Linked DNA regions of Homo sapiens: region 2 is linked to region 1. A link is a loop called in an ENCODE intact Hi-C map of the cell type or tissue named here. Cell type or tissue: B cell. All regions are shown on one strand. Links, peaks and the distances in the headings refer to the core of each region. The heading gives the core; the rest is flanking DNA. Region 1 holds the start of ZNF428 (zinc finger protein 428). Region 2 overlaps XRCC1 (X-ray repair cross complementing 1).

What was found. Peaks named below come from ENCODE experiments on the same cell type or tissue, not always from the same donor. Only the 100,000 strongest peaks of a DNase experiment are listed, where the experiment ranks them.
Region 2: a loop joins it to region 1, with 8 times the contacts of the local background. A loop is called at or near these places in 15 of 110 quality-filtered maps.

What each region holds. Positions count from the first base shown.
Region 1 is chr19:43,616,928-43,622,293 of GRCh38, forward strand. It overlaps ZNF428 (zinc finger protein 428), which reads right to left and starts at 2,702. Exons shown (of 3, transcript NM_182498.4): 1 at 2,631-2,702. It overlaps LOC105372411 (a long non-coding RNA gene), which reads left to right and starts at 2,134. Exons shown (of 4, transcript XR_001753942.2): 1 at 2,134-2,705. RefSeq lists an enhancer at 2,061-2,711 and a silencer at 2,516-2,755. In B cell, for the core only: no CTCF peak of the experiment used is centred there; DNase peaks (open chromatin) are centred at 2,744 and 3,114; H3K4me3 peaks cover 1,872 bases; H3K27ac peaks cover 2,064 bases.
Region 2 is chr19:43,559,820-43,565,185 of GRCh38, forward strand. XRCC1 (X-ray repair cross complementing 1) reads right to left here. Exons shown (of 17, transcript NM_006297.3): 3 at 1,091-1,201. Among named protein-coding and RNA genes, the nearest start is that of XRCC1, 13 kb to the right of the region's middle. RefSeq lists an enhancer at 3,266-3,766. In B cell, for the core only: no CTCF peak of the experiment used is centred there; DNase peaks (open chromatin) are centred at 2,612, 3,122, 4,092, 4,452 and 2 weaker places; H3K4me3 peaks cover 896 bases; H3K27ac peaks cover 4,821 bases.

The DNA.
Region 1 (5,366 bases), core at 92-5,091:
TTACAGGCAGCCACCACCACCATGCCCGGCTAATTTTTTGGTATTTTTAGTAGAGACAGGGTTTCATTATGTCAGCCAGGCTGGTCTCAAACTCCTGACCTCAGGTGATCCATTTACCTTGGCCTCCCAGAGTGCTGGGATTACAGGCAAGAGCCACCACGCCCAGCCCTCCTTCCCCCTTTTTGGCCTGGAGAACTCCTTTTCACCCTTCAAAGCCCACCACAAACATAAGAACCTCTATACTTCTTGCCCGCTGAAATACTGCCTCTGCCAGGAAGCCTTCTGTGACTTCTCTCTCTCCCTCTTCACCAACGGACCGCCCCCGCCCCCCACCAACCCCACCACACACACACACCACTACTGTCTTCCACTGTACTCCCTGACAGTAGAGAACCAAGCAGGGCCAGTTGATGCAGCCTCAGCTATATCTCTTACATGCCAAGGCCCATGCACTGGGGATACAATGGTGGAAAATACATGGTCCCTTCAAAGTCTGGATGTCAAGTTTAATGCTGGGGACTAAAGAGAAAAGCTTCAGATTGAAACCTGGAGGTGGCTGGGGCAAAGGACCATTGGCATCATTGGCAGGGCAACTTCCTAAAGAAAGCACCTAAATCTTGGCTTTTAAAGACAGATTTCATAATTGGCAGAGGAGAATTCTAATGATACCCTATTGCCTACAGGGCCCCATCTAATTTGGGAATTCTACTTTATACCAAGATAAGATTGCCAGATTTAGCAAATAAAAACAGAAGACATCCAATTAATTTTTTTGTTTGTTTTTGGGTTTTTGTTGCGGAGATGGTGTCTCACTATGTTGCGAAGGCTGCTGTCAAATTCCTGGCTCAAACAATCCTCCTGCCTTGGCCTCCCACTTCCCAAAGTGCTGGGATTACAGGCATGAGCTACCACACCTGGCCCTTATTTATTTATTTATTTAATTTTCTTTTTTGGGACGGAGTGTCACTCTGTCGCCCAGGTTGGAGCGCAGTAGCGCGATCTCGGCTCACTGCAACCTCTGCCTCCTGGGTTCAAGCGATTATCCTGCCCCAGCCTCCCAAGTAGCTGGGACTACAGGCGCGTGCCACCATGCCCGGCTTTTTTTTTTTTTTTTTTTTTTTTTTTGAGACGGAGTCTTGCTCTGTCGCCCAGGCTGGAGTGCAGTGGCACGATCTCGGCTCACTGCAAGCTCCGCCTCCTGGGTTCACGCCATTCTCCTGCCTCAGCCTTCCGAGTAGCTGGGACTACAGGCGCCTGCCACCACGCCCGACTATTTTTTGTATTTTTAGTAGAGATGGGGTTTCACCGTGTTAGCCAGGATGATCTCGATCTCCTGACCTCGTGATCCACCCGCCTCGGCCTCCCAAAGTGCTGGGATTACAGGCGTGAGCCACCGCGCCCAGCCTACTTATTTATATTTTTTAAGAGACAGGGTCTCGCTCAGTTGCCCAGGCTGGAGTGCAGTAGGGTGATCTGTAGGAAAGGGGCTTCCAGGCCTTAACTCATGTACTCCCCCATAACCAGGTTGGGAGGTTAGCTCACTGTAACCTCAAACTCCTGTGCTCAAGGTACCCTACTAGCCCCTAGGAGAGCAGCTGGGACTACAGGTATGCGCCACCATGCCAGGCTTAATTTTTACTTTTTTTTTTTTTTTTTTTTTTTGTAGAGACGGGGGTCTCACTATATTGCCCAGGCTGGTCTTGAACTCCTGGTCTCAAGCGATCCTCCTGCCTTAGCCTCCCAAAGTATTGGTATCACTGCAACTAGCCCAAAGAATTAATATAGCTATGTTCCATGTGATATTTGGGACATACTTTTCTAAAAGGTTGTATCTTTTGGATATAATTGTTTATCTGAAATTCAAATTTAACTAGACATTGTATATTTTATACGGCAACCACACACCTGGGACAATCAAGACATTCCCTGAAGTTACCAGGAGACAATGCCCATCAGCCTACACTTTTCCAAGCCCACGTCACACAAGGCCCCTTCCAGAGTATTCCAGACGTCAGGTAGGGCCATCCCTTGGTTCACAAGTCCCACTCCTACCACGCCTATGGCAGCCAAACTGAAAGGCAAACACAGTGCTGGAGACCCCACAATGCCCTGGGCCTATAGCAGTCAATTCCCAAGATGCCCCGCGTGAACACAATAGGCACCCGTTCCAATGCTCGAGCAAAGAGACCAGGGCAAAACCTTCCACTACGGGACAATAACGGCCAGTTCCCACAATTCGTTGTGGCAGTTCTTCCCAGGATGCCTTAGGCCTATAGCGACCACCTTCCCAGACTCCCCGTGTGGAAGCGCTCCAAGCCTCCAGGACGGTCAGCGGCAGGTGTGGGATAAAAGGAACCGGTCTCGACAAGGATCTGGGACACTCTTTCCCAGGATGCACCAGGCCTACGACTAGCGGACCGACTCCCACAGCGCTTCAAGGCGGAGCGCTCGGTTCTCCCAGGATGCCCCAGGGCGGCACAAACGCGTAGGGGGAGAAAAAGAAGCCCTCGGGTCACCACGGCCCCAGACCGCCGGCTCCCCGGTGACGGGAGTCGTCGCTCCCATCATGCAGCGGGGCCGTAGCGCCCGCTTCCCGGCATGCCTCGCGCACCCCTGCCCGGGACACTCACCGGCGCCGGCGGCCCCCGCTCCGGCTCTGCGGCGGCGGCTGCACGCCCAGCCTCTGCGCCTGCGTCGCAAGTAGGGTAGGACAGCGCGCAGGGGGCGTGAAGAGCCTAGGGCGCTTGCGCGGCGAGACGGACTAGTCCTGTAGCGCTGTGGGAAGAGGGGCTATGCGCGTCGGGCCGTCGACGAGACCCGCGCGGGGGGCGCCGTGCTTTGCCCCTCGCTGCCTGGGTTTACTTGGTACAGCCCGCGGCCCAAAGGAACAAGAAGCTGAAGGGTTCGCGCGTGCGTGTGCGGGGCAGGAACGCGCCTTACAAAACTGGGATGCGCTGGGGGTGGAGGGCGCTAGTTCGGACTGGATCCTGGGCCCGAGGCCTGCTTATTTGCATAATCCTAGCGCGGGACAATGAAAGGCCTCCCGCACTGGAAGGAGTGATTTGCATATTCCCCGGAGGGGCCTTACTCCAGAGCGCAGTGATTAGCATATGGCGGGGGCAACCTGAGCAAAGCGCATGCGCGCAGGGACTGCAGACTGACGCGAAGTGGGTAGCCTTGTCTTCGTAGGGGATCAGTTTGCATCCTGAGAGAGGGCACGAGGGCCAGGACCCCTCCCAACCAGGATAAAGGTTTATTGATCTCCTAGGTGTCAGGCCCCATGCTGGCGGATTCTGTGGTTTCTGCAGTGAACCATACTCCTGTACTCACGGCACCCCAGTCGAAGGAGATACGCACCTAATTAGACAACTACTACCCAGAAGGTCAGACCTGGAGTGAGGAACACAGGGGGCTGTGGGAGCCTAAGAGGCGCTTGCCCCGGCCTCTGGTTCTAGAAAGACTTCCAGGAGGTGGTGATCCTTAAGCCAAGTACGAATAGGAGCCAACTAGAATGGGAATGGGTCTGGCAGAATGAACTGCAAGCGCCAAGGCCCAGAGGCCAAAAAAAAAAAAAAAAAAATAGAAGCGCATGTTTTGATTGAGGAAGCAAGAGCAGCTTAGTATGCCTAGAACCTAACTGGAGACGGGAAATGGTTCTATAGACGATGTTAGAGTTCAACTATGGCTACATTCCAGTCTTCCTGTAAGTGACTTTGTCACATTCTGGCTTAAAACTCCCCCAAAGGGATCCCATTAGGAAAAAAAAAAAATCCAAAAATCTTTATCATGGCCTCAGGGCTATACACCTGGTCTGGCCGTGCTTATCTTTCTGACCCCACCTACTTCCTCCTCCCTCCATTTCTGTCCAGCTCCACCTTACCCCAAACTCTTTACCAGCTCGGGCCTCTGCTCTTGCCGTTCCCTCCGCCTGAAAATGCTTTTCCCTCTGACCTTTGAATACCTACTCTTGTGCTCACCATTCATATCTTGGTACAGATGTCAATCTGAGAGGCTTTTCCTGATCTCTCCATAATAGCACTTACACATTTGACTGGAGTTATGGATAAATCGGGATTGGCCATGAGTTGGTGGTGGTTGTAACTGGCATGAAGAGTACATGGGGCTGGGCGCGGTGGCTCACGCCCGTAATCCCAGCACTTTGGGAGGCCGAGGCTGGTGTATCACCTGAGGTCAGGAGCTTGAGACCAGCCTGGGCAACATGGTGAAACCCTGCCTCTATTAAAACTACAAAAATTAGCCAGGGGTTATGGGGGGTGCCTGTAATCCTTGCTACTTGGGAGGCTGAGGCACGAAGATCACTTGAACCCTGGAGGCAGAGGTTGCATTGAGTCGAGATTGAGCCACTGCACTCCAGCCTGGGCCACCCAGCGAGACTCTGGGTCTCGCCTGTAATCCCAGCACTTTGGGAGGCCGAGGCGGGCGGATCACGTCAGAAGATCGAGACCATCCTGGCCATCCTAGACCATTTCTACTAAAAATACAAAAAAAAAAAAAAAAAAATTAGCCGGGCGTGGTGGCAGGCGCCTGTAGTCCCAGCTACTCGGGAGGCTGAGGCAGGAGAATGGCGTGAACACGGGAGGCGGAGCTTGCAGTGATCCGAGATGGCGCTACTGCACTCCAGCCTGGGCGACAGAGCGAGACTTGGTCTCAAAAAAAAGAGTACATGGGACGTTATTGTCCTGTCTACTCCTGTGGGTTTGAAGTTTTCCATAATGACAATGGCATACCACATCACCATACTCTGCATTTATATTAATAGTTCTTATCACAATCTGAACTTTCTTTGCTTCCTTGTTTTGAGTGTTTTCCTCATGAAAGCTTCATGAGGGTAAGAATGGAGTCGCCCTTTTTCACTTTGGGTTCTCAATGCTTAGAGCAGGATCAGATTTCAGATTAGTGTAGCGCTGTCTTTAACACTTAACATTTGCCTGTTTTATTCACCATGGACTCTAGAACTTTGAGCAGCACCTGGCACATCGTAAGAGGTTATTTTTTAAAGTTAGAATAATACATCTAAAATGTACATGAATGAATGAGAGGCCTGGGATGCCAGACTAAAGAGCTTTGACTTGGTCTAAAGGTGATGGGGAGCTAGGCAAAGGTTTTGAGAGTTTAACTTTAATTCAAAGTTCCCTTGGAGACTAATGTCTGGGGTAGGGGGAAGCCAGGGTAAGGGTCCGGGCCATGGAATGGGGTAGCTCAGTCGCTATCAAAAAGACAAGACTGTGACTATTTGGCTGAAGAAATGGCCAAACCCAGGTTTCTGGGGAGGTCGAGGTACCCTCAGTGAGGTCAGGACCTTCTCCTGGCCTATACTGTCCACCAGCAACCATCACACTCCTCCC
Region 2 (5,366 bases), core at 222-5,221, 57 kb before region 1:
CTGTAATCCTAGCACTTTGGGAGGCTGGGGTGGGTGGATCACTTGAGCCCAGGAGTTTGAGACCAGCCTGGGCAACACAGTGAAACCCTCTCTCTATAAAAAATAACAAAAGCTAGCCAGGAGTGGTGGTGTGCACCTGTAGCCCTGGCTACTTGGGAGGCTGAGGTGGGAGAATCACTTGAACCTCAGAGGCAGAAGTTGCAGTGAGCTGAGAACACGCCACTGTACTCCAGCCTGGGCAACGGAAATGAAACCCTGTCTCAAAAAAAAATGAACAAAAGAAAAAGAAGGCCAGGCGCAGTGGCTCACGCCTGTAATCCCAGCACTTTGGGAGGCTGAGGCGGGCAGATGACGAGGTCAGGAGTTCGAGACCAGCCTGGCCAATATGGTGAAACCCCGTCTCTACTAAAAATACAAAAAAAAAAAGTTAGCCGGGCGTGGTGGTGGGCACCTGTAGTCCCAGCAACTCGGGAGGCTGAGGCAGAAGAATAGCTTGAACCCGGGAGGCAGAGGTTGCAAGGAGCTGAGATCGCGCCAGTGCACTCACTCCAGCCTGGGCGACAGAGCGAGACTCCGTCTCAAAAAAAAAAAAAGAAAAAGAAAAAAAGAAGGCAAGAGAGTCAGAGTTGGAGAAGTAACAATGGAAGTGGAAGCAGGCGTTAGAGTGACAGGAGTGCTGGCTTTGATGAAGGAAGGGTCACAAGCTGAGGAGGGCAGATGGACTCTAGAAGCTGAAATAGGCAAGGAAATGGATTCTCCCCTAGAGCCTCCAGAAGGAACAGGGCTCTGCCTACACCTAGATTTTAGCCCAGTGAGAGTGATTTCAGACTTCTGACCTCCAGAACAGTCGAATAATACATTTGTGTCATTTTAAGCCATGATCCAAACTTGCTCTCTTCCCTGATGTGCAGTTTACCGCCCTGTGTCTGCCTTCTGTCTCCTCCGTACACTGGGTGATCCTCCAGAGGGCAGCAATCAGGTGTGACTCACATCTGCCCCATGTCTTCCCAGCCCCAGCCCCTGGGGGAGACGGTGATGCGAGCATGAGGGGCAGAGGTCAGTATGGGATCCATCTCATAGCCCTGCTTACCTCATAGTCTTGCTCCCCAGCGCCTCCAGCTGAACTGCCCACCAGCACCTCCACGAAAGCTGAGCCATCATTCCCAATGTCCACACTGTGTATCTGCTCCTCCTTCTCCAACTGTGGGCAGAGAGAGAGGCCACTGTCAGTGCCTGCTCTGCCTCTGGGCTCACTGTGGGACCTCAGGATGAATCTCCTTTGGATCACCATGTCCCTGTAATGTCAATTCTGTGAGGGGGCACACCAGGGTTGAATGGTGCCATGTGTCCCCTCCATGCAGCACAGGGTATGGCATGGAGCAGAAACTCACAAAATAGTCACTGAATGAATGCATACGCGCCCACCTCACACATACCTGCTTCCCTGACCTCTCCAGACTCCACCAGGTCAGCTTATCACACACTGCCATAGAGCTCTCCTTGATAAGCACTTGCCAGAGTTATAACTTTATTCAAATCATCATGCAGACAAACAGCACATGTCACCCCTCACCCACAATCGCAGAGGACTCCAGGAAACCTCCCTGAGGGCAGGGGCTTTGTCCGATCTTGCTCACCGCTGGTTCCTGGGTTTGAATCCCAGCTGTGCTGCACACTAGCTGTATGACCATACCAGTTAACCTTTTGGAGCCTCAGTTTTCTCATCTGTAAAATGGGAATGACCACCATATCTAGGATCATGCACATAAATAATGGCCACAGGGCATGGCGAAGAGTAGGCAATTATCTGCTGTCAGTCAGGAGGTATTATTAGTCAGTGCTAGACAACTATTTGTTGAAAGAAGAAAAGAGCTACCTATAGGAGGGCTCATCTCAAAGGATCTGCCATTCCTGTCTGACAGATGAAGATGCAGAAAGCCGTGCGGGCCATGCGGGCACGGGAGGCAGTTAGGTTGAGGCAAGTGTCCTGCCTTCCAGTTTGGGGCTCTTTTATTAGGATCCTAGAATGACGCATTATTACAACTCTCAAAGGTACCTGGGCCAGGTGCAGTGGCTCAAGCCTGTAAATCCAGCACTCTGCGAGGCCAAGGCAGTGGACCACTTGAGGCCAGCCTGGCCAACATGGCAAAACCCCTTCTCTACTAAAAATATAAAATATAGCCGGGCATGGTGACACATGCCTGTAGTCCCAGCTCTTCAAGAGGCTGAGGCACAAGAATCTCTTGAACCTAGGAGGCAGAGGTTTCAGTAAGCAGAGATCATGCCACTGCACTCCAGCCTGGGTGACAGAGCGAGACTCTGTCACAAAAAAAAAAAAAAAAAAAACCAAGGTACCTAGTCCACCCTACACTGCCCTCTCCCACCCCTGGTGATGACAGATGCTCCAATCTGCTCTGTTGCCTCCCTGTCAGATCATCTAGACATCACCTGCACACTGCTATCAACAGGAACACCACTGTATGGAAGGAGGGAGCCTGGACTTGGGGTGAGGTAGGCCTGGGCTCAAATACAGCAATGCCATTTCCAACCTGCACAACCTTGGGTGACGTATTCAACGTCTCTGTGAGGCAGTTTCCTCACATGCAAAAAGGGAAGATGGTCATTAACAACCCTCCCTCCTTGGCCAGGCGCAGTGGCTCACGTCTCTATAACCAGCACTTTGGGAGGCTGGGGTGGGAGGATCACTTGAGGCTGGGAGTTCAAGACCAGCCTGGGCAACATAGCCAGACCTTGTCTCTACAAAAATTACAAAAATTAGCAAGGCATGGTGGCACATACCTGTGGTCCCAGCTACTCAGGAGGCTGAGGAAGGAGGATCGCGTGAGCCTGGGGAGGTCAAGGCTGCAGTGAGTCATGTTCGCATCACTGTACTCTGGGCGACAGAGTGATGAGACCTTGTCTTCAAAAAAAAACTTACCCTCCCTCTGAAGGAAGTTGAGATGACACAGAATTAACAACTATAACCACAACTGCGGCCAACATCCGAGTGCACTGAGCGCTCCTGGTGTGCCAGACTCCTGCTAATAATACATGTATCTACTCTCCTGCAATGGCTCTGCCAGGCAGTTGCTATAATTATCTCCATCTTACACATGAGCAAACGGAGGCAGGAAGTGGTTATGTAACTTCACAGCTGGTGGGTGGCAAAGCCGGACCGGAACCCAGGCAGGCTGGCAACAGTCCACGCGTGCTCCTCCATCACACCACTGACGTGCTAGAGGAGGAAGATGGTGCTGGAGGAAGGGCCTGCCTAAGGCTGAGGCCGGCAGACCTCCTGCTGACTCCCCTGCCTCCACCGCCATTCCCAGCCCTGGGCCCTGGGCAGTGTACAGTGCTGCCTGGGCTCATGAGATGTCCCAGTCTGGGCCAGGTGTGGTGGCTCACACCCGTAATACCAGCACTTTGGGAGGCTGAGACAGGTGAATCGCTTGAGGTCAGGAGTTTGAGACTAGCCTGGCCAACATGGTGAAACCCTGTCTCTACTAAAAATATGAAAATTAAAATTAGCCGGGCATGGTGGTGAGCGCCTGTAATCCCAGATACTGGGGAGGCTGAGGCAGGAGAATCACTTGAACCCGGGAGGCAGAGGTTGCAGTGAGCCGAGATTGTGCCACTGCACTCCAGCTTGGGCGATGGAGTGAGACTCTGTCTCAAAAACAACAACAACAACAAAAACAACAATAACAAGAAGTCCCAGTCTGACTGCTCCCCAGGCCAGGCTTGGTGACTTTCCACCAGCCACAACGGCCTCCCTTCTGTGCCAAGAACAGTCTGGCTCCTTCCCACCTCAGGGCCTCTGCACCTGCCAATCCCCCTGCCTAGACCACTCTTCCCTCAAACATATCCATAGCTGGGTAAAAGTTTGCCTTCTGTGCTTCAGGTGCCCACTCAGATGTCACTTCAGACCATAAGTAACCTACCTCGCCCCCTACCTGGTGCCACTCTCTATCTCCCTACCCGACTTTACTTTTCTTCATGATTACTGCCTGGTGTTACACAGTTACATCTTTTTTGTTTGTATTTGTCTAGCATCTGTCTCTCCCGCCAGACTTTTAAGCTCCACAAGAGCAAGGACAGTATCGTCTGAGTTGTTCCCTACTGTGTCCCCAAGGCCAAGAACAGTGTCTGGTCCTTCCCAGCTCTGCTGATTTCCTGCTGTGTGATCCTGGAGCAAATGGTTTCATTTCACCCCTTGTGCCTCAGTTTTCGAACCTATGAAATGGGGACAATAACAACGTCTATCTCATAAAGTTGTTGAGAACATTCAAATCCATACCAAGAATGAGAAATAACATACCAAGTGCCTGGAATACTGCCTGGCACCGAGCAAACACTACATAAATGTCAGCTGCGAATATCATTAACACAGCAGGCCTCTACTGCATTCCCAATGGATGTACAGACAGACGCAGAACAGGCGCCCAGCAACCGTTTGCAGAAGTTACTACTCAAGAGTTATTAAGCAGTAACTCTGGCTCTGTCCTCCCTTACCAAGTGGCCCTGTTGAGCCCCTTCTCTGCTGCTTGCCTGGGTGTCCCATCTGTCACAAGAGGATCATCATGGCTAACATTTTCGGATTCTCACCATGTGCCAGGTGCTTGGTGTATGAGTTTCCTGTTACTGTTGTACAAATTAGCACAAACTTTGTGGCTAAAAACACAAATTTGGCCAGGCGCAGTGGCTCACGCCTGTAATCCCAGAACTTTGGGAGACTGAGGCAGGCGGATCACCTGAGGTAGGGAGTTCGAGACCAGCCTGACCAAAATGCAGAAACTCCGTCTCTACTAAAAATACAAAATTAGCCAGGCGTGGTGGCGCATGCCTGTAATCCCAGCTACTCAGGAGGCTGAGGCAGGAGAATTGCTTAAACCGGGGGGGCGGAGGTTGCAGTGAGCCGAGATCACACCACTGCACTCCAGCCTGGGCAAGAAGAGCGAAACTCCGTCTCAAAAAAACAAAAAAAAAACACACAAATTTAATATCTTACAGATCTGGAGGTCAAAAGTCTGAAACTCGGCCTTACAGGGCTAAAATCTAGATGCGGCAGGGCTGCATTCCTTCCTTCCGGGAGCACTAGAGGAGAACGTGTCTCCTTGCATCTTCGGCTTCTCGAGGCCACCTGCCTTCCTTGGCTCACAGTCCCTTCCTCGTCTTCAAAGCTGCTGAAAGCGCTGGCATCACTCCAGGCTCTGCTTGCATCTTCACAGCTCTGGTTCCAGCTCTCTTGCCTCCCTCTTTCCCTTATAAGGCCTCTGGGGGTTACGTGAGGCCCACCAGATAATCCAGGGCACTCTCCCCATCTCAAGATCCTTAATTTAATCAAACCCACAGAGCTCCTTTGGCCA